Regions from separate parts of the Homo sapiens genome. Here region 2 is linked to region 1. Evidence: read pairs that join two places in POLR2A ChIA-PET (ENCODE). Cell type or tissue: Caco-2. All regions are shown on one strand. Each heading gives the region's core, and the rest is flanking DNA. Links, peaks and the distances in the headings are about the cores only.

The links. Peaks named below come from ENCODE experiments on the same cell type or tissue, not always from the same donor. Only the 100,000 strongest peaks of a DNase experiment are listed, where the experiment ranks them.
Region 2: POLR2A ChIA-PET joins it to region 1 with 6 read pairs; 1 of 35 experiments calls an interaction of 5 or more read pairs at or near these places.

What each region holds. Positions count from the first base shown.
Region 1 is chr14:71,590,514-71,595,021 of GRCh38, forward strand. The region is part of intron 5 of SIPA1L1 (signal induced proliferation associated 1 like 1); the gene reads left to right. Among named protein-coding and RNA genes, the nearest start is that of SNORD56B, 190 kb to the left of the region's middle. In Caco-2, for the core only: no CTCF peak of the experiment used is centred there; a DNase peak (open chromatin) is centred at 2,058.
Region 2 is chr14:70,187,270-70,191,512 of GRCh38, forward strand. SLC8A3 (solute carrier family 8 member A3) reads right to left here and starts at 1,682. Exons shown (of 7, transcript NM_182932.3): 1 at 1,110-1,682. It also overlaps the pseudogene LOC646548. RefSeq lists silencers at 1,117-1,256, 1,327-1,656. In Caco-2, for the core only: no CTCF peak of the experiment used is centred there; no DNase peak of the experiment used is centred there; H3K4me3 peaks cover 689 bases; H3K27me3 peaks cover 264 bases.

The DNA of each region.
Region 1 (4,508 bases), core at 255-4,254:
TTGCTTTAGAATAAAGCATATCTTAATATTACTACATGATAGGTCCCATTCCAGAAGGCTTGTTGACGGAAACAATCTTGTCTCGTGACTAAACATCCATGTCTCATTCCTACATATCTATAGCGTGGGTCTTGGAATCAATATGTATTGCATACCCTGATGTCATTTTTAAACATTTATCTTCTCAGAATAATTTTCTGAAGTTTATATTTTAGAAATTACATCTCTGTTACACTGTCCTTTAAGGTACAAGGTTTCTCATTCTTGCCAACTTGGCATTTGGGGGTGCGATGATTCTTTGTTGGGGTAGCGTGGAGTAGGGGGCTGTCCTGTGTATTGTAGGATGTAGGATGCTTAGCAGCATCCCTGGCTTCCACACTATTAATGCCAGTAGGTTTTCCTCCTCCCTCTAGTTGTGACAGCCTAAAATGTCTTCAGGCATTGCCAAATGTCTCTTAAGAGGTAAACTAACCCCTAGCTGAGAACCCCTGCTTTACTGTACCTGTGCAAATTTTCTGCAGGTGTGTCTGAGCTGTCGATAGGTGGAGGCAAAATGGCCTCCACCCAAAACTGACACTGAAACATATTAGTTATAATCTAATTTATGTAATAATGGGTACTTTTTTCCTATTAGGCAGTATAATAATATTATTATAATAATGAACATTTTGGGTACTTACTGTGTACCAGGCACTGTACTAGGCATTTGCTATGCCACATTTTCTCATTTCAATCTCTTGATGCCCAGGAAGGTAGGTACTATTGTTAACCTTATTTTCCAGTTGAGAAAACTGGAGCTTAAGTGATAAGACTCTCATGGAGCTAGTAAATGTTGGAGCCAGGCTGTCTGAACAGAGTCATGTTCTTAATCACTGTTCTCTGATCTCTGCTAGGTTAAAGAGATGGAGAATCTTAAAGTATTTTATCTTTCAAAAGTCTGGAATAAAAATGTGAATGCCTAGATTCCAGATTAATCCTGTTTGTTCATAATAACCTCATAAATCTAATACCCACTAATCCAGTAGTTACTAACTTGAAGCATGGAAAATACCCTTTTACCCAGCATAATTGGAACTAGTGAATTGAAAATATCAACTCAAGCAGGGAATTGTTAAAAAGTATACATTCAAACTGTTTTATTATCATTAACACATATAAGAATATGTTTGCCAAACTCTTGTGAGACCAAGGGCTTTTCTTTGACAATGATTCTACTCTTTTAAATTCTTAATTGTGTTAATAGGCTAAACCATAAGAATAAAAACATAGAGACTAACAACATAATCTGAGTACAAAATCTTAGATTTCATAAATTTTTTCTCATTTTTTCATAGCTGTCCTGCCCACATTTAATCCAACAGCTTTCTTTTTAATGACTTGCCTTTATTAAGTTTGTATAAAGCCTTAGTTTTTAATAGGAACAACGTTTATCTTTTGTACTCATATTTCATCAGCTTTCATGATTAAATTTCATAATTAAAATAGCAAGTCAATTGGTATAAACAGCTCACTCTTTGTCAGCATGAGGTCCAGCTGGCAGGAACAGAAAGTATGTATGGCACCTAGGGATCACCCACTAGACTGCTAGTGCCATTGGGTATTTGTCAGCATGGTTTGCAGGGAAATTATGAGCAGTGGTTAATCCAGGAAGTTGTTCAGTGGAAGTCAGTTACACAGAGTGGTTACTGTAAGAGCTTTTCTTGGGCCACACAACTTTCAAGTCAGACAGGCAATTTGTTACAGTATGATAATATACCACAAATAGTGGCTCTGGATAACAAAATTTGGAGCAGAAATTAAGCTCTGTAAAGTATAAACTGTACATTTTAAAAATTGTTGTTTATACTTTTATATAGTATAAAACATATCTAAACAAACAACTCTGTCTTATAATAGACAACTTTGATTCACTGAAATTAGCAGACTAACTCATTTTTCCTAATCAGAACCTTAAAGCAAGTCTTCTTGTTGAAGGAGTACATCAGTGTCAGATGTAATTTATCCTCTAGCACCAAGGTGTGGCAGAGCTGACCTGGCTGTCACTCAGCCGCTTATCACCGGGTAGTTTCCATTTGGCTGCCTAATGCATTCCTGACTTCACTGTGGCTAAGTCTCAGGTGGGGAGGGGGTGGAGGGGGAGTACTTTACTAAAGTATGCTATACAGCTGATATTATATGTAAAAATCATATTTGGCTGATGAAGCTATAATCACTTTATTATTATGTTGTTTTTATAAACATTATTTTACAAATTTAGACTTCAGAGGCTATTTTAGTCCAACATAGAAGCCAGGTCCATTGCTGGAAAAATACTGGATCAGTAGAGGAATCCCATTGTTTGTATTTAGTAAAATAAGCAACATGCCATTGATGCTTTTCTTTCCAGTCCTTTCTCATGCCCACTTCTCTTTGCCATTTTGCTAGTGAGTGTATGTTTATATTGAGAACCAGGATTAAATGACAGTAATAATATAGCTAACATGCATCATGTTACTTCTTTGTACTTTATTGAGTTCCTCACTTAATGCCCATTGGACATTAAGGTGGATCTGTACTGGTGATAGAAGTCCAAGTGATAGCCACATCCTCCTTATGGAGGCACAGACTAGGCAGTAGGGCTGCATTCAGATTAACCTGAATTACTTATCTTCCTTTGAGTATGTATGTGTTTTGTGTTATTTATTTATTTATTTATTTATTTATTTATTTATTTATTGAGACAGAGTCTCACTCTCTCACCTACGCTGGAGTTCAGTGGCACGATCTCCGCTCACTGCAATCTTTGCCTCCTGGATTCAAGCGATTCTCGTGCCTCAGCCTCCCAGGTAGCTGGGATTACAGGTGTGCAGCACTGTGCCAAGCTAATTTTTGTATTTTTAGTAGAGATGGGGTTTCACCACGTTGGCAAGGCTGGTCTCAAACTCCTGGCCTTAAGTGATCTGCCTGCCTTGGCCTCCCAAAGTGCGGTATTACAAGCGTGAGCCACCGTACCTGGCCTTTTGTTTTCATTTAGATAGTCACCATGATCAGAGTACTAAGGAAATTTATAAGTGGAAAATACTAAGTTATAGAATAATTATAATGTTGCCTATATCCTGCATAGCTTGTTGAGGAGGAGACCCTTTCCAAGCCATTACTCATCTTGGTTTCTGTGGCCCCACAGGACTTCTTCAATTTTGCACCGAGTGTATAATTGTCTATGAAGTGTGTTCTCCTTGAATCCTATAGAGAGGAATGCATTAATGAAGACAGAGGAGCCCATGGGCTCTTGGCAGTGGCATTTGTTGCTCCACTGATCAACAGTGTTGATAGGCTTGTCTTCATGGTAGGTGGAGTGTTACTCTCAAAGTCAAGTTACTGAAGATGCTGTGATAGGGAAGGGCCTCCCTCTACTGCACACTGCCCAGGAGAAACACAGTATCTGGTCTGAAGCGCATCTAAGAGTATTTTCCCATTCCTTAAAAGAGGGACGACTAATGCTTATGCACCTAAATATTCTTTGGATAACTGTAAGCCACCAGATTTGATTGTTCTTACTGTTCACCTTCCTTCTCCTCCTCCTCCATTCCAAAACACATACAAATCAGGTTGAACAGTGATTGAGGAGACAAAGCACATTTCAGTTGCTGTTTTCTGTCTTTACCTCTCACCCTCTTGTAATCAGCCATCTTTAACATAGTTTCTTTAGAATACCACACTTATCTTGATTTGTACTAAAGTTACAGCTTTAGCACTCTCATATACTCTCAATTTTGCTATCAAGAGCTGTTTTTCAAGTTCCAGTCTGTCAAATAAGCATCATTAAATAGCTGTTATAAATTTTAGTGGATTATTTTTTAGTGCATATAGAACATCAGGGAATATGATTAGCTAAATATATTTCTAAAATTGTGTGCTTATTTTGTTTATTCAGTTTTTTTTGCTTTTTAAAAAATCCTTCTGCTATGTAAATATTAGGCTTGAGAAAAGTACCATAGAATGCCTTACAATTCAGTGTTCTTTAAATATAATTATTCTACTTCTAGTTTTTTGATGTGGACAGTTTTAGATTTCAGATAAATGGTAAACTCCAAGGTCAATGAGTCTGTTCTGCTGAACCATGTTGTGTTCTACGCTGTTGAATTTAGCAGTTATTTTCTGCCAAAATGAATTGAATGGTGAAAGTTTTTATACATATATAATAATTGTTTTAATGCCCTTGCCTTTCATGTTTTTATTGAAGTATTTTTCAATGTAGTTTCATTTTTAAACACTCTATTTATATATAATCTATGTAATTCATTCGAAGGTAGCTCTCTATGTATTCCCTCACAGGGAGATTTGAGGCACTAAATGCCTTCCTGAGAAGCTAAGCTAGGAGTGTGTTTTGCTGCTGTCCTTTTATCTGCTCAGGGCTTCCAGAAGCAAGAAAGCTAGTAGTAGGTATTGTGGTTTTGTGTGTTTGCTCTTTGGAAAGCAGAGGTCCTCTCTTTTCTTCACTGTGATCTCAAAGTCCCAGCGTGGCTCAG
Region 2 (4,243 bases), core at 1-4,000, 1.4 Mb before region 1:
AGAAAGAGAGAGAGAGAGAGAGAGGAAAGGAGGAGAGAAGAGAAGAGAAGCGGGGGGCGGGGGGAGAGAGAGAGAGAGAGAGAAGGAAGCTGCGATGAGCGGGTAAATTTATGGTACTGCATTAAAGGCATTTCTTCTATTTAACCCCACCCCGCCACCACCACCACTACCACACCGTTAAAAATAAAATACAATGAATTAAGACGAAGAACTGCTTTTTTCCCCGGAGCAAATTGCTTTCATCATCTTTCCCAGTGGCTCGGGTCCTCTGGGCAGGTCAGCCAGGGCCTGTAGGAGCAGCAGCGCTAGCCTCTGAATCAGGGCTTTGACTGTGTGTGTGTGTGTGTGTGTGTGTGTGTGTGTGTGTGTGTCCGCGCGCGCGTGTGTGTTGGGGGATCGGGGGAGGGTTAGTTATATATTTCGATTCTCTCCACCGAGTCCCGGATCACGCAGACCACCAGGGGCTGGAGAGTGCAGCACTGGAGAAACCCTCCTTCTCCCTCGCCCCCTTGGCCCCAGCGGTGGGTGCTCTGGGGCTGCAGCTCCCGACCCGCGGCGGTGGAGTCCCGAGATTGGGGTGAGCGCGTGCGTGCGTATGTGCACGCGGGCGCGCGCCGAGTGGATAACGCGCTTCCCTGCTAGCCCCCAAACCCGGCGGACACTCACAGCACCAGAAGCACAACACGCCCTGGCCCAGGTGGCACACATATGCCGACATGCATCCAGCACACACAACACAGCAGTCAGTCTCCCCAAACAGCACCCGCTACCAACCCAGCATGCTCACGATCCAACTGTACCCACCTGCCCAGGCATCTCTCTCTGCCCCTCCCCACCCGGCGGCACCCTCCTGTAGACACCCACTCTGCCAGATCTGCCCCCCCAACACTGCATACACAATGTACACTTTCCGGGGCACCCTCACCCCACTTCTCCTGGCACTAAATCCACAGGAAGGCGGTTCATATGAATGATCTTGAGAAATAACTTAACCCCGTTACTCACAATCAGGGATCCTCTTAGGGGCATCCCAAGCCCCCCAACCTCTACCTCCCATGTCTCGGCTGCCCGCTAAGGGGGAAGGGCAGGAGGCTCACCCCATTACTCACCGTTTCCTCTCGGCCTCCCGAGCGGAGTGGGCAAGGGAGGGGGGTGAGGAAGGTACGCGATGCCCCCGCCGCCCGGCGCCTCACCGGTCGCAGCGGCTCATCGCCCCCGCGGGCTGCCCGCCGGCCGCAGCCGCGTCCGGGGCATGTCAGTCCGCCGCCGCCGCCCTCCCGCCGGGGTTCGTGGGCTCGCAGCTGTCAGGGAGCTGCGGGGCAGCGCATCTGGAGCGCGGGGTCTGGGAGGGAGGGTGTCTGGGGCCAGGGCGAGGGGCCCCGGGAGGGGTCCTTCCGCACGGATTTCAGAAAGAGGGAAACCCCGACCCAGAGCGGTGACTGGAATCTACGCCCGGGAGAGGCCCGGAGTCCCGGCCGCGGGCGGCGGGGGATTCCTGCAGGAAGGGGCAGGAAGGCAAGCAGCCCGGCGCGCCCTGGCGGCTCCGAGGGACCTGGGCTCGGGCTTGCGGTCGCGTCGCCTGGGCTTTCCCTGGGCTGGGAGCGCGCCGGGTCTCCGCCTTGCACGCTGTCACCGCGGGAGACGTCTCGGCCTCGCCGCGCGCAGAGGGGACGCGCGGAGAGGCTGGTTTCTGGGCGAGCGGAGAGCTTTGCCCATTAAGCTGCCGGAAGAAGCCAAATCAAAAAGCCAATCTCCAAGCCTCCAAACGGAACGTCACCCTATCAGCTGGGAGACAGCGCCGCACTGACTGACAAGCCGCGCATATTTATCCTCGCGCGCGGAGGGGAGACTCTCAGAACGCTCCTCGACCAGCAGCGAGGAAGTCGAGCCCGCATCCCGCATCCCGCATCCCGCATCCAGAGCCCCCGAGGGACGAATTCAGATCCAACCCCTGCCCCGCGGCCACCCACCCTAGTCGTTGGAGCCTGGCGCCCGCGCCTCCCGGCCGGCAGCACGTCAAAACGGCGGCGCGTCCTGACCTGGATTCCGCCGAGTTGGGAGCTCCAGGCAGCAGGCGGGCGCGCGGCACCGGCTTTCCCCTTGTCCTCAGGAGACGCTGCCTGCAATTCCGAAATTAAGTCTCCACCAAACACATCTGTGGTTTTTAAATATAGCAGGGAACTATTACCCAGGCAGGGTCCACCCAGGCCTAGGGGAGGAGTTGAGGGGGATGGAGATTGGCAGCGGAGGGAAAAGAAAACTCCTTTTTTCCCCCTCTTTTTTTCTTCTCTTCTTGGTGCAGAACCCAGCCTGTCATTTTCTCAACCCAAGTCAAACAACAGTTTGTGAGAGACGCTTGGGTGAGCTCTGGTATGTTGGCTTTTCGGGTTTCTAAAGCTAAAAATAAGAGGGGGCTGCCTCCCAAATTGCTGCTTACTCTGGGCCTGGAGGCTGGAAGAGAGCTGGTCCTTTGATGCAGCAGCGGGACTAGGGCTTGGGGCTTGGCTCAGGCGAAGTGTACACACGTAGCCTTAAATCAGATGCCTGTAATTTCTGCTATATTTGTCAGGCTTGGTCCTAGAGGCATGCGGGGTGGGCAAGCCACTCCTAAGAATGGGGTTTCAAGCCCTCAGCTTATCGGTGGCATTAGGCAGATCTAAAATGAGCCTGGTGGCTGGCCTTCTGTAGCGACACCAGTGCAGAAAAGTCAGAATGTAAGGGCAGGAAGTTGTTCTCTTTCAGGCCTCTCTGCTGCCTGAGGCTAAGTGTGAGGGGCCAACAAATGATAATAATACTTACCAAATAGCAGCACCTTTTAAGGGCCAGGAGTGGTGCTAGTGAATTTGATTGTATTACCTCATGCCATCCTACTAAAACTCTGTGAGCTAGGTACAATTACCAACTCCATTTTTTTGTTGAGGAAATTGAGCCTTAGGTTAAATAACCATCCCAAGGCCACGTGCAGCAGAGCCAAGGATTGAAATAAAATGCAACCAACCGGAGTTGTGCTGAGACGTCAACAGTGTGTGTGACTCCTGAGATCCCTGGCTCCTTTGCCCGGCTGCTCTGGAGCAAGGCTTGGTTCAAACAGATTAAGGGGGTGTAGAGACTAGGGAATCTCTAAGCCTGAGATGGCAGGAGGTCTTTGCTGGTCCTTTGACTCAGTGTTCCGTTAGCAAGCTGTGTGGTGGTTTCTGGCCTGAGTCCGGAGTCAGAATCCTGGATGTGCTCAGTAGGAGCAGTAGGAGTGCTTTCAGACCCCTGAACCTTTATGGGTCTTGAATTTCATTTAAAGTTAGGGCTGGGACTGACTTTGAAAGGTTTCAATAGCTTCTAAAGTTGTGGGATCTCAGGATATGTCAGTTACTGGGACTTACCTTGTGTCTGCTCCCGTGGAGAGTCACAATGCTGAGTCTACACATTGAGAGTCTACAGTAGAGACAAAGAGATGGCTAATGGGCACCTAAATTGATAGAGTTTTTAGGTAGGGCAATTTTGAAAGATACATCAAATTCCTTAAAAACGTGAATGCCTGTGACCCAGTAATTTTACTGGAAGAAATTTATTCTATGGCAATCATTAAGGATATGCTCAAATATTTAGTTACAAGGATATTCATGGTAGTGTTTTTAAGAGTGAAAAATTGGAAACATCTTAATTTTCCAACACAACAAATTGGTGAAGTAAACATGTTTTGTTGACATAATGCTGTATTCTACCACTGTAAAAATACAGATGCAGCATTCTGTGTACTGGTGTGGAAAGGTTTTTATAATATATCGTAGACAGAGAGAAAAAAAACCCCAGAACACAGTGTAACACAGCATGTGCGGGGGTGGCGGGGTGGGGATGAATGCCCTGGCAGCATAAAAACCCCAAAATGGTAGTGGTTATCTCTTGGTGGTGGGATTTCTGGTGATTTTGTTTCTCTTTGTATCAATCAACTTTATTGAGGTGTAATTTACATACAACAACTCACCTTTTTTCTGATCTATGCTTTATGAAGGCATCAAAAGCAAGGTCTAGTGCACAGGCTAAATGACTATCTCAGTAGTGAGGAACATGAATCTGCAAAACTATCCCAGTAGTGAGGAACATGAATAATATTTCAAGATACCTGCAAAAACTAACTGATGATATTAAAATATCTGACATTTCTAATGGAGATAAAGTTACAGGTATCCAAACATCACTACTACTACTAAAAACTCACCTGTTTTAAGTGTATAGTTTGAAGAGTTTT